Regions from separate parts of the Homo sapiens genome. Here region 1 is linked to region 2. A link is an interaction called in ENCODE POLR2A ChIA-PET data of the cell type or tissue named here. Cell type or tissue: PC-3. All regions are shown on one strand. Links, peaks and the distances in the headings refer to the core of each region. The heading gives the core; the rest is flanking DNA. Region 1 has its middle 10 kb from the start of HIBCH. Region 2 holds the start of ANKAR (ankyrin and armadillo repeat containing).

Region 1 (5,383 bases), core at 103-5,102, 660 kb before region 2:
GCTGGAGTGCAGTGGTGCAATCTCAGCTCACTGCAGCCTCTGCCTCCTAGGTTCAAGCGATTCTCCTGCCTCAGCCTCCTGAGTAGCTGGGACTACAGGCACCTGCCACCAGGCCCGGCTAATTTTTTTTGCATTTTTAGTAGAGATGGGGCTTCACCATGTTAGCCAGAATGGTCTCGATCTTCTGACCTCATAATCTGCCTGCCTTGGCCTCCCAAAGTGCTGGGATTACAGGCATGAGCCACTGTGCCCGGCAACTTTGAATCTTAGTAACACATATCAAACATTGCTGTCTTGCCTTCCACTGTCTTTGTGCTCTGAGTTTTTGCTCCTAAATGTAGGCAGAAATTATACAAATTTAAATTAATTTTACCACTAGTATTGTGGGATGGGTCATTTTTCCTTTTTAATTTAGGAGTTTGAGGCAAGAGTTTCAAAGGAGGGTTTCTGAACCTCGTAGGTGAATATCAGAAAACAGAATATCAATTTTTACTATTTTCTTTTTCCTTACCTCCTTCTTTATCTGCCATAGGAAAAGAGAATATAGTATTTAGAATAGTAGAAAGCCTCAGCCACTTAAATACCAGGACAATATAAATGAGACTGTAAAGGACTCAACGTTTTCCCATATAAGTGGAAAAACATACCATTTCAACACTCATTTGCTTTTATTTCCCCTTCCTGAAAGAAATATCAAATATTGAGGAATCTAGGGTCCATCAGAGGGAAGTATATATATATATATACTGTAACATACCATAAAAAATTATATACTACTTACATATTATTATTGCTATGTATACATACATGCAAGCAATTATAGGGAAACCCAGTGGAGCTTAATGGCCATAATTTTTACAGAAGATCTTCTTGATTATACTTCCCTGGGACTTGCTAATATCAGAGAATTGGGTTGTTTTTTCTCTTTTAAAAAGTTTATTTACTTATTTTAGATTCAGGGGTACATGTGCAGATTTGTTACATGGATATATTACAAAACAGTAAGGTTTGGGCTTCTAGCATACCCATTACCCAAATAGTGAACATTGTACCTTATAGGTAAATTTTTTTTAACCTTTACCCCCATCTCAACCTCCCCCTTTTTGGAGTCCCCAGTGTCTATTATTTTCATCTTTATGTGCATGTGTACCCTTGGTGTAGTTCCCATCGGTAAGTGAGAACACACAGTATTTGATTTTCTGTTTCTGAATTATTTCACTTAGAATAATGGCCTCCAGCTCCATCCATGTTGCTGCAAAGGACATGATTTCATTCTTTTTTATGACTGCATAGTATTCCATGGTATATATATACCACATTAAAAAAAAATCCATTCATCCATTGATGAACACTTAGGTTGATTCCATGACTTTGCAATTGTGAATGTGCCATCATAAACATACAAGGGCAGGTGGCTTTTTGGTATAATGATTTCTTTCCTTTTGGGTAGATGCCTAATAGTGGGATGGCTGGGTTGAATGGTAGGTTGAGAAATCTCTATACTATTTTCTATAGACGTTGTGCTCATTTACACTCCCACTAATGGTGTATAAGGGCTGCCTTTTCTCCACATCCATGCTACCATCTGTTGTTTTATAATTTTTTAATAATAGCTATTCTTACTGGCATTTTTCATGTGTTTGTTGCCTTCTTGTTTGTCTTTTTTTGAGAAATGTCTGTTCATGTCCTTTACCAACTTTTTTTTTTTTTTTTTTTTTTTTTTGTTGGCAAGAGATCGCCCTGCTATGTCGCCCAGTGTAGAGTGCAGAGTGCAGTGGTACAATCATAGCTCACTGTAGCCTCAAATTCCTGAAGTGCCCACTTTTTTATGGGATTTTTTTGTTTTCTTCTTGTTGATTTGTTTGAGTTCCTTGTAGATTCTGGATATTAGTACTTTGTCAGAGGCATAATTTGCAAATAGTTTCTACAAGAGACTGAAAGGGCAAGAGGAGATAAGAAATAGATCTCTCATGTGGTGATTATACTGTCTTTTAATTTGTTAAATAATGTCCTTCTGTAATATAAGGTACCTCATTACTTAGGTAATACTGTAGGTTGTCAGTTTATTCTGCTGATTATTTCTTTTGCTGTGCAGAAGCTTTTTAGTTTAATTCCCATTTGTCTATTTTTGTTTTCATTGCATTTCCTTTTGGGGTCTTAGTCATAAATTCTTTGCCTAACCCAATGTCCAAAAGAATATTTCTTAGGTTTTCTTCTAGGACTTTTATAGTTTCAGGTCTTACATTTAGGTCTTTAATCGAGCTTGAGTTAATTTTTGTCTATGGTGAGAGATAAGGGTCCAGTTTCATTCTTCTGCATATGACTAGATAATTTTCCTAGCACCATTTAATGAATAGGGTGCCCTTTCCCCGTGGTTTATTTTTGTCGACTTTGTCAAAGATCAGCTGGTTGTAGGTATATGGCTTTATTTTGGGGTTCTCTATTCTGTTCCATTAATCTATGTGTGTCTTTTTGTACCAGTACTAAGCTGTTTTAGTTACTATAGCCTTATAGTATAATTTGAAGTAATGTAAGGCCATTTGGCTTTGTTTTTGTTGCTTAGGGTTGTTTTGGTTATTTGGGCTCTTTTTTGGTTCCATGTCAACTTTAGGATAGTTTTTTTCTAATTCTGTGAAGAATGACATTGGTAATTTGATAGGTATTGTGTTGAATCTGCAGATTGCTTTGGGTAGGTTATTTTAAGGACATTGATTCTTTCAATCCATGAGCATGGGATTTTTTTCTTCTGTTTGTGTTATGTATAATTTCTTTCATCAGTGTTTTGTAGTTTTCCTTGTAGAGATCTTTCACCTGTTTAGTTAAATATATTCTGGTATTCTATTCTTTTCTGTGGCTATTATAAATAGGATTGAACTTTTGCTTTAGTTCTCAGCTTGAAAATATTTGGTGCATAAAAATGATACTGATTTTTGCACATTGATTTTGTATCCTAAAACTTTACTAAAGTTGTTGATCAAGTCTATGAGTCTTTTTGGAGGAGTCTTTAGGATTTTCTAGGTATAAGATTATGTCATCAATGAACAGAGATAATTTGTTGGAATGTCCTTCATTTATTTCTCTTGCCTGATAGCTCTAGCTAGTAATTCCAGTACTATGTTGAATAGCAGTGGTGAGAGCGGACTTCCCTGTCTTGTTCTAGCTCTTAGGGGGAATGCTTTCTACTTTTCCTCATTCAGTATGAGTATCAGTTGGTTGTGGGTTTGTCATATATGGCATTTATTATTTTGAGGTATCTAGTTTGTTGAGAGTTTTTATCATAAAGGGATGATGGTTTATATCAAATGCTTTTTCTGCATCTGTTGAGATGATCAAATGGTTTTTGTTTTTAATTCTGTTGATGTGGTTAATCACATTTATTGATTTGAGAATGTTGAATCATCCTCGCATCCCTGGAATAAAGTCCACTTGATCATGATGAATTATCTTTTTTATGTGCTGTTCGGTTGGGTTTGCTAGTATTTTTGTTGAGGAGTTTGGCATCTATGTTCACAGCGATATTGGCCTGTAGAGATTAATTTTTTTGTGTGTTCTTGCCTGATTTTGGTATCGGGGTGATACTAGTTTCATAGAACATCATAGAATTTGTAAACCAACTTATCAAACTTAGCAGGACAGATCAATTTACTCATTTGGGAATGTTTTAATGCTAAATTTAAATATTTATTGCTAAAGTGAGGTCAAGACTGTATCTACATAAAATGAATATTTTTAAATAATAAAGATAATTTGACATTGCATACTAGAAATATGTAAATTATGTTAAATCTACAAATGGACATTGTACTATTTCTATGCACCAAGGCTTGTGTTCTTGGAAAATACAGTACAAAGTCTTTATAATGTCAGTGTTATGTTGTGAATGTGTTACGTATGTATTTTTATTTCAATCTTTAGAGACATATTTTGGTATGCCATATCTCAAAGTTGAAAAATGTATTAAGACTTTTTTTTCTAAGAAATTTCATTTGGAGGGATTAGCTTATTGAAAACATGGAAGCCTTTCAATCTTGTTTGATGTGGTATATTCACCATCTAGTGGCAACTCACTAGAAATCAAGTGCATGTAGTAAAGACAAAACTTGTCCAAAAGGTATTTTGGGAATTAGCCATAAGGAAAAATGTGGCAGATATGTGTAATGCTCCCTGATTTCCTTAAAAACCACTTTTATATTTGTTACAAAACAACTATCTAGTCTCAAGTGACACAATAGAAAATGTAAATAATTATAGAGAAGAAGCGAGTCACTCGTATTTTCACCATCCCCCAAGGATAACCACTGTTAACATTTTGGGTGTGCATAACCACTGTTAACATTTTGGGTGTGCATTTCTCTAAAATGTTTCTGCACATGTATACACACATTTTTTGGTCTAACAGAACTATCTTTATTTAAAATTTTTCCAATTTTATAAATGCTCCTATGCTTATCAGCTGCTATTTGAATCAACACTCTGAGCATGGATACTGGTTGATGATCTGAGAAATAAGCCATAATTGCCTGCCAGACCCACATAATCTTGGAACTCACGAACATTCCCAGTATGTAAATGGATGATTAAACTCCATGGCCTCTTGATCCAAGTTGGTCCATTCACAGCTCAAAAAAGTTACACTAGGCTAATCAGATTGCTCTGCTGAGTTCAGAAAATGAGAAACAGATTAATCAATTAGCAAGTGTGATAAAAGCAAAATAGAAATGTAAAAAATAACTATTTAAAAGCAATATTATGAGATGATGTCATGAAGTAGAGTTGGAATCAGACAAGCGAAGGCAAATAAAAATCTCTTGGAAGTCAAATTAGTATGAAGGTACAGAAAACATATAGGGAGATCAGTTTTCTCTGGTCTGCTGGCCCTGCTTCAAAGTGATACTGATAGAAGTCAAATCCGATTATGTCATCTTTCTGCTTAAATACCCTTAGACAGGCTTCATAGTCCCTAGAGACCTGACCCTTCCCTACCTCTATTGTGCCACTGTCAAAATGCTGGAGTCACCTATTATGCTTCATCTGCGCAGAGTTTCTCTATCTAAAACAGTTACCTTTCCTGGGAAGCTTTCTCTGATTCCAACACTATAACAGGTGGCCCTACTGTGTGCTTCCATGGCTCCATGTAACCTTCAGAGCCTAACACTAACACGGCAGCTGGATCATAATAGCCCCTCCATGATTAGACAAAGCACCAAATAGAAGCAGACATTCCGCAAGTTTGCATGAGGTTCCATGCGGCCAACAAGAGAGGGAGATAGAAAGGAAAGGGCCCCAGATGTGGCTCCCCTTCCAAATACTTTCAGTTCCCAGTTTAACCTATGTGATCCTTTCAATATTTCCACCATAATGCATGGGTCCAGTCCTGTTCTTT
Region 2 (5,383 bases), core at 242-5,241:
AACTCTGATCATAATTAGCTTCTAAACTGATGGAAGGGATTTGATTTAGGCAATAAATTCCAATAGCCAACTCTCTTATCATTTGATGGACCTCTCTATAGTCTAAGAGGGCAGTAGGGTCCACGGGAGTCAGTAGGATTGCAGTGGAGAAGCCTACGTTATTCATTTGACTCATAATTCCACATGGGAGGTCTACTTGAGAGCGCACATCCTCTTTGGCAGACAACCAGCTAACTAGTGCAGTAGTTAGTAACTCTTGTATTTCACTCCGATCATATTTTTCAAAAAAAGCAGATGCATTTCTTTGTATTGCTAAATTTTCCAGGTAGGTGTCTTCATCCTGAACTTGCTCAAATCTAGGTAATCCTTTTTTGGGCAATCTTAACATTTCTAATTAAATCTAGTGTGTCCTTTTTGAAGCTTCTGCAATGAATAAGAAGGAAAAGATTATCAATAAAATCTGACATGCCAATGAAACTGGATTTGTCTAGAAATAAATCTGTACCTTTCACCTACATAAGATTAATTTTTCATGGTCAACCATTATAGTTTTCAAATTAAAAATAACTGCAGTATATGAAAACTGAAATTTGAATTAAAATAATTAAAATTATAAAACCTTTATCATTAACCATGTTCTGCTTTTCAAAGAATTCAAAAGACAAGAAGATGTATGTCAAAAAGAAACGTTAAGTTTATCTGTGAGAAGCTACTGTTACATACCTATTTTGTTGTTGGAGAGGCATTCTTTTGTATATGTTCGTGTTAGTCTGTTTGTGTTGCTATAAAGGAATACCTGAGACTGCATAATTTATAAAGAAAAGAGGTTTATTTGGCTCACAATTCTGCAGGCTGTACAAGCATGGCACCAGCATCTGCTCAGCTTCTTGTGAGACCAAGCTTACAATCATGGCGGAAGGGGAAGGGGAGCCAGTGTGTCACATGGTAAGAGACGGAACAATAGAGAGAAAGGGGAGGTGTCTACTCTTAAACAACCAGATCTTTCATGAGCTCAGAGGTAGAGTTCACTCTGCCAGGAAAGCACCAAGCCATTCATGAGGGATCCACCCCCATAATCCAAACACCTCGCACCAAGCCCTACCTCCAACATTGGGGAATCTATTTTAACATGAGATTTGGAGGGGATAAATATCCAAATCATATGGATATTTATTTTGTTTTCAGTTTTTTAAAGCAAGACTATACTGACCTGCATGAAAGAAAAGAAAAGGGTGGGGCGCAGTGGCTCATGCGTGTAATCCCAGCACTTTGGGAGGCCAAGTCGGGCAGATCAACTGATGTCAGGAGTTCGAGAACAGCCTGACAAACATGGAGAAACTCCGTCTCTACTAAAAATACAAAATTAGCCAAACGTGGTCGTACATGCCTGTAATCTCAGCTACTCGCGGGGCTTGAGACAGGAGGCTGAACCCAGGAGGCGGAGGTTGCGGTGGCCTGGGCAACAAGTGTGAAAAACACTGTTTCAAAAAAAGAAAAAAAAAAGAAAAAGAAAAGGAAAGAAGCATTTGCTTAACCTTCAATTTCTGTGCCAATGAATGCCTGTCTATTCCTGAAATAATAATAACCACAACTACTATTTATTGAGCCAGGTTCTTTACTATATAATGGTTTGATTTATTTCATCTGATTGGTCTCTATTATATAGTGGTTCTCAAAATTTAGCTTGTATCAAAATCACCTGGGGCTTGTTCAAATACAAATCGCTGAATCCCACCACTGAGTTTCTGATTCAATGAGCTGTAGTGGGGCCAGAAAATATGCGTTTTAGTAAAGTTACAGGAAATGCTGATAGTGCTGGTTTGGGCGCCACACCTGAGACCCCAGGTCAGTGAGTCAGACCTTGTTATGCCCACTTTATAGAGGCAAAAACGGAGACCAGGAGGTTGCAGGACAAGTCTGAGGTTTTACGCCTTTCAGAAACAGAACCCACGTCTGTCCAGTCAAGCCCGGGACCCACGTCCAAAAGCAGCTCGCGTCAGCCATGGGCACGGGAAAGGGGAAAAAACAAGGAAAGGGGAGGAACCTACTCTAGAATGGCTGTTTTCTTGTCCGGGAGAGGGACGCTGCGTCCGCGGCGTTCCCGTGGGGCTGAGAACAGTCGTCGCCGCCTCAGATGGCTTCTCGCGGGGCCTTGAATCCGCCCTCAGGGCCTCCGCAAGGGCGAGCGGGAGGCGCACCGGAAGGAACTGAGAGGAACTTTCAGGGCTTTTCGCCCCACCGTGGCGGCCCGGCCCTCCTCGCCTCGCCGGCCAACACTGCCGCCGCCCGGGCGCGGGTCGAAGCGGTTGGTCCTCCGGGCCCTGGGGTGGCTGGGCTGCTCCTCGGGCGGAGCCTGCGGGCGACTAGGCCTGGTGCGTCCCGCAGCAGCCGCAGCGCCCCCAGGCGGCGCCCGGCCCCTTGGCTGGCTCAGACCCCCCGCGTGCGCATCATCCCAAGCCCGCTTAGCGCTTAGTCCAGCGGCATGCCGTGGGCACTGTGCCGCCCTCACTATCTGCCTCTGCTAAAACACCGAAACAGAGTAGCAGAGGAGACAGCGCCGGGCGTTGAGGCAGTCCCGAGTTGGAATACCACCTCCATCATCATTCTTTCATTCAACAAGCATTTATGGAACACCTATTATGAGTCAGGCACCCAGCTACAAGCTGGAAACCCTAGAAAACAGGGCAGACACGAAACCCCAAGGAGCTTACAGTTGAACAGATCATCTCACAGCTATATTTAACAGTGTGCCAATATTAGATGGAATGACAGCACTCGAATGAAAGCTAACCTAGCCCAGGGCTAGGAAAGGCTGCCTAAGGAAGTGCCCTTTTCCCCTCCGAGCCTAGAAGATGGAAAAGAGCTACCCAAGCAAAGGACTGGACAAGTAGCTTTTCAGGAACAGGGAACAGCAGGAGAGAAAGAATTGAAGTGAGAACAAAGTTGAAATGGTTGAGAAACCGCAAAACCCTGCTTAGAGAACAAGAGAGATGTGGGCACAAACCGAGCTGCTGAGGTGCGCGATGGACAGATCATGCAGGCTGCTGAGTAATGATTTTGAATTTCATCCCAAAGGATTAGCCTACAGTAGTGGCAGTGGAGGTGGGGCTCAGGGACTGTGGACAGATTTGAAAAATAATGAGGTTGCCTGTTGGTGACAGATTGGGGATATGTTGAAAAAGAAGGTTGTGTCCAAGTCAGAACCACATTTCTGTCAGGAGCAACAGGATATCAGGGCAAGATTAAGAGTTCAGTTATGTACTAATTGACCTTGAAGTACCTGTGAGAGAAATTGAGATGTGAGATATGCTTTAGATAAACAGTTCTGGGCTAAGAATGGCAGTAGGGGTTAGATGTATAAATTTTGGCAGATTTATAGTAATTGAAGCCAGGAGTGGGGTTGAAATCACCAAGGGAGAGCGTGCAGAATGAGGAGTTGAGAACCAAGGATTAGAGACCTGAGAAATTTAACATTTAAACGTCAGGTAGAGAGAGTGAAGTCAGCAAAGAAGACAAAAAGAACAGCCAAGAAGGCAGGAGGAAAACCAAAATTGGTCACAGAAGCCAAAGAAGTGTGTGGAAAAAAAAAAAGGAATGGCCAACTTTATCGGATGCTGCTGCTCGGTCAGGGGAGATGAGAACAAACTTCCACTGAATGCAGCAGCTTGGAAGTTCTTGGTGACTGTTTGGGGCAGAATTTCTCTTCCAGTAACCATGTCATTATTTTAGCTACTATGGAAATAAATATTAATAAATTTATGAGGACTATTCCAGGGCTTTTTTTTTTACAAAGATTTGCATGTTTGCACTTAAGAAATATGAACCATATATGTACATTCTCCTACTTCAAGGATTGTTTCCCCCTGGGTAGCCAAATGGTTTGTTCCATGTGTCTCAAATCTTCGGAAAGAGATGCCTCATTTTTTAAAGGATCAACACAGAACTCCATCCCAGAGCTAATGGGATTGAATAGCAGAAGGTTGTAAATGCCCAGGCCCTCTTGGGGTTCACACACATGCATGTGTATCCTCTCTCTGTCTCTCTCAGTATTCTGGTGGAGCAGATGACCTGGAAATTCCTTATAAAAGTTTGACTGATTAATACATTTAAATCTCATAGAGTAGAGTAGCACCTGGAATATAGCATTATGTAAGTTATAGCTATTTTCAGTATTAAACTGTATTGGTGTTATAATATTCAATTCTAGGCCGTGGGGCAAACCTCTTAAGTTCATCTACTCCCAATATAAGCAATGTCAATTTAGTGCTCAGGCCCACACAGACACTTGAAGTTGTCTGCTTTCAGATTGAGGGATGAAAGCTATGTAGGCAGTATCTAAATTTTGGTTGAACATTGCATCTTCCAGGGAATAAATTCGGGGCATGTGAAAGCCTTTGCCAGGTTACTGACCTGTTTGTCCGGATCCTAAAATTTATTTGCTACTGTGATTAAAGAATCAAAGGGTGGCCAGATCCAGAAATGGTGTCGATCCTAATGGACAGATTTCACAGTGACACTGGTATGGCAGTTAACAGTTGAGTAATGTGGGTGGATGTCAGGTTGGAGTAAATAGACAAAAAGGTGGAGAGAGTGACTGTGGATGAGAGGCAAGACATAGTAAGTAGAGGAAGACGTAATTATTCTTGTCTTCAGGTTGAGTAGGCTGAGGAGGAGAAGGGGCTGTCTCGGGGTGGCAGAGGCAGAAAATCCACATATAAGTGGAACTGCACAGTTCAAATGTGTTGTTCAGGGGTCAACTGTAGTCTTTAAAAGTTACTGGGGTGGGAAAATGAGCTGCCTAAAAAGATGTAATAGAAGTAACAAGTACTGTTCAGGAGGATGAACCTCAAGCAAATTGTTTAGCTTCTTTAAACCTGTAGTTCTTTTATCCATGAAACAGGACCCTGTCTAAACCATGGTCCCTGAAGAGAGGGAACTGAATCATTTCTGGATGGAGTGATCAAAGAGAGTGAGTCTGGGAAAACAAACTGTTTCTCTTCACTCTCACACAACACTTCTGACACCAGATGTGTGGATTTTTTCCACCAGATGTGTGGAGAATTACCAAGCAATTCTCCAGCTCTCTGAATACCAGCTGGGTATCCTACAGTTTAATCCTGCCTCTATCTACCTGGAGTGAGTGTCAGATCCTTCCATTTAAGGGCTCAGTGCCATAAGGTGTCTCTGCTTTAGATGGCAATTTCAAGTCTGGATCTCTGGTACTTCTGATTGACCAGCTACATAAACTGGGGGTTTTCATGACCCCCTATTCAGGTTCGATAATTTGCTAGAATGGCTCACAGCACTCATAGAAATACTTATGTTTACTGGCTTATTATATAGGATACATCTCAGGCACAGCCAAATTGAAGAGATGCATAAG

Evidence for each region. Peaks named below come from ENCODE experiments on the same cell type or tissue, not always from the same donor. Only the 100,000 strongest peaks of a DNase experiment are listed, where the experiment ranks them.
Region 1: POLR2A ChIA-PET joins it to region 2 with 8 read pairs; 3 of 35 experiments call an interaction of 5 or more read pairs at or near these places.

Annotation. Positions count from the first base shown.
Region 1 is chr2:190,327,617-190,332,999 of GRCh38, reverse strand. No RefSeq gene overlaps it. Among named protein-coding and RNA genes, the nearest start is that of HIBCH, 10 kb to the right of the region's middle. In PC-3, for the core only: a CTCF peak has its summit at 4,072 (motif pointing left); no DNase peak of the experiment used is centred there.
Region 2 is chr2:189,671,496-189,676,878 of GRCh38, reverse strand. It overlaps ANKAR (ankyrin and armadillo repeat containing), which reads right to left and starts at 2,209. Exons shown (of 23, transcript NM_001378068.1): 1 at 2,049-2,209; 2 at 1-423. The coding sequence starts at 388. LOC105373793 (a long non-coding RNA gene) reads left to right here and starts at 2,594. Exons shown (of 2, transcript XR_923692.3): 1 at 2,594-3,048; 2 at 3,486-3,759. RefSeq lists an enhancer at 1,824-2,083 and a silencer at 2,134-2,553. In PC-3, for the core only: CTCF peaks have their summits at 2,200 and 2,399 (motif pointing left); a DNase peak (open chromatin) is centred at 2,308; H3K4me3 peaks cover 1,797 bases; H3K27ac peaks cover 651 bases.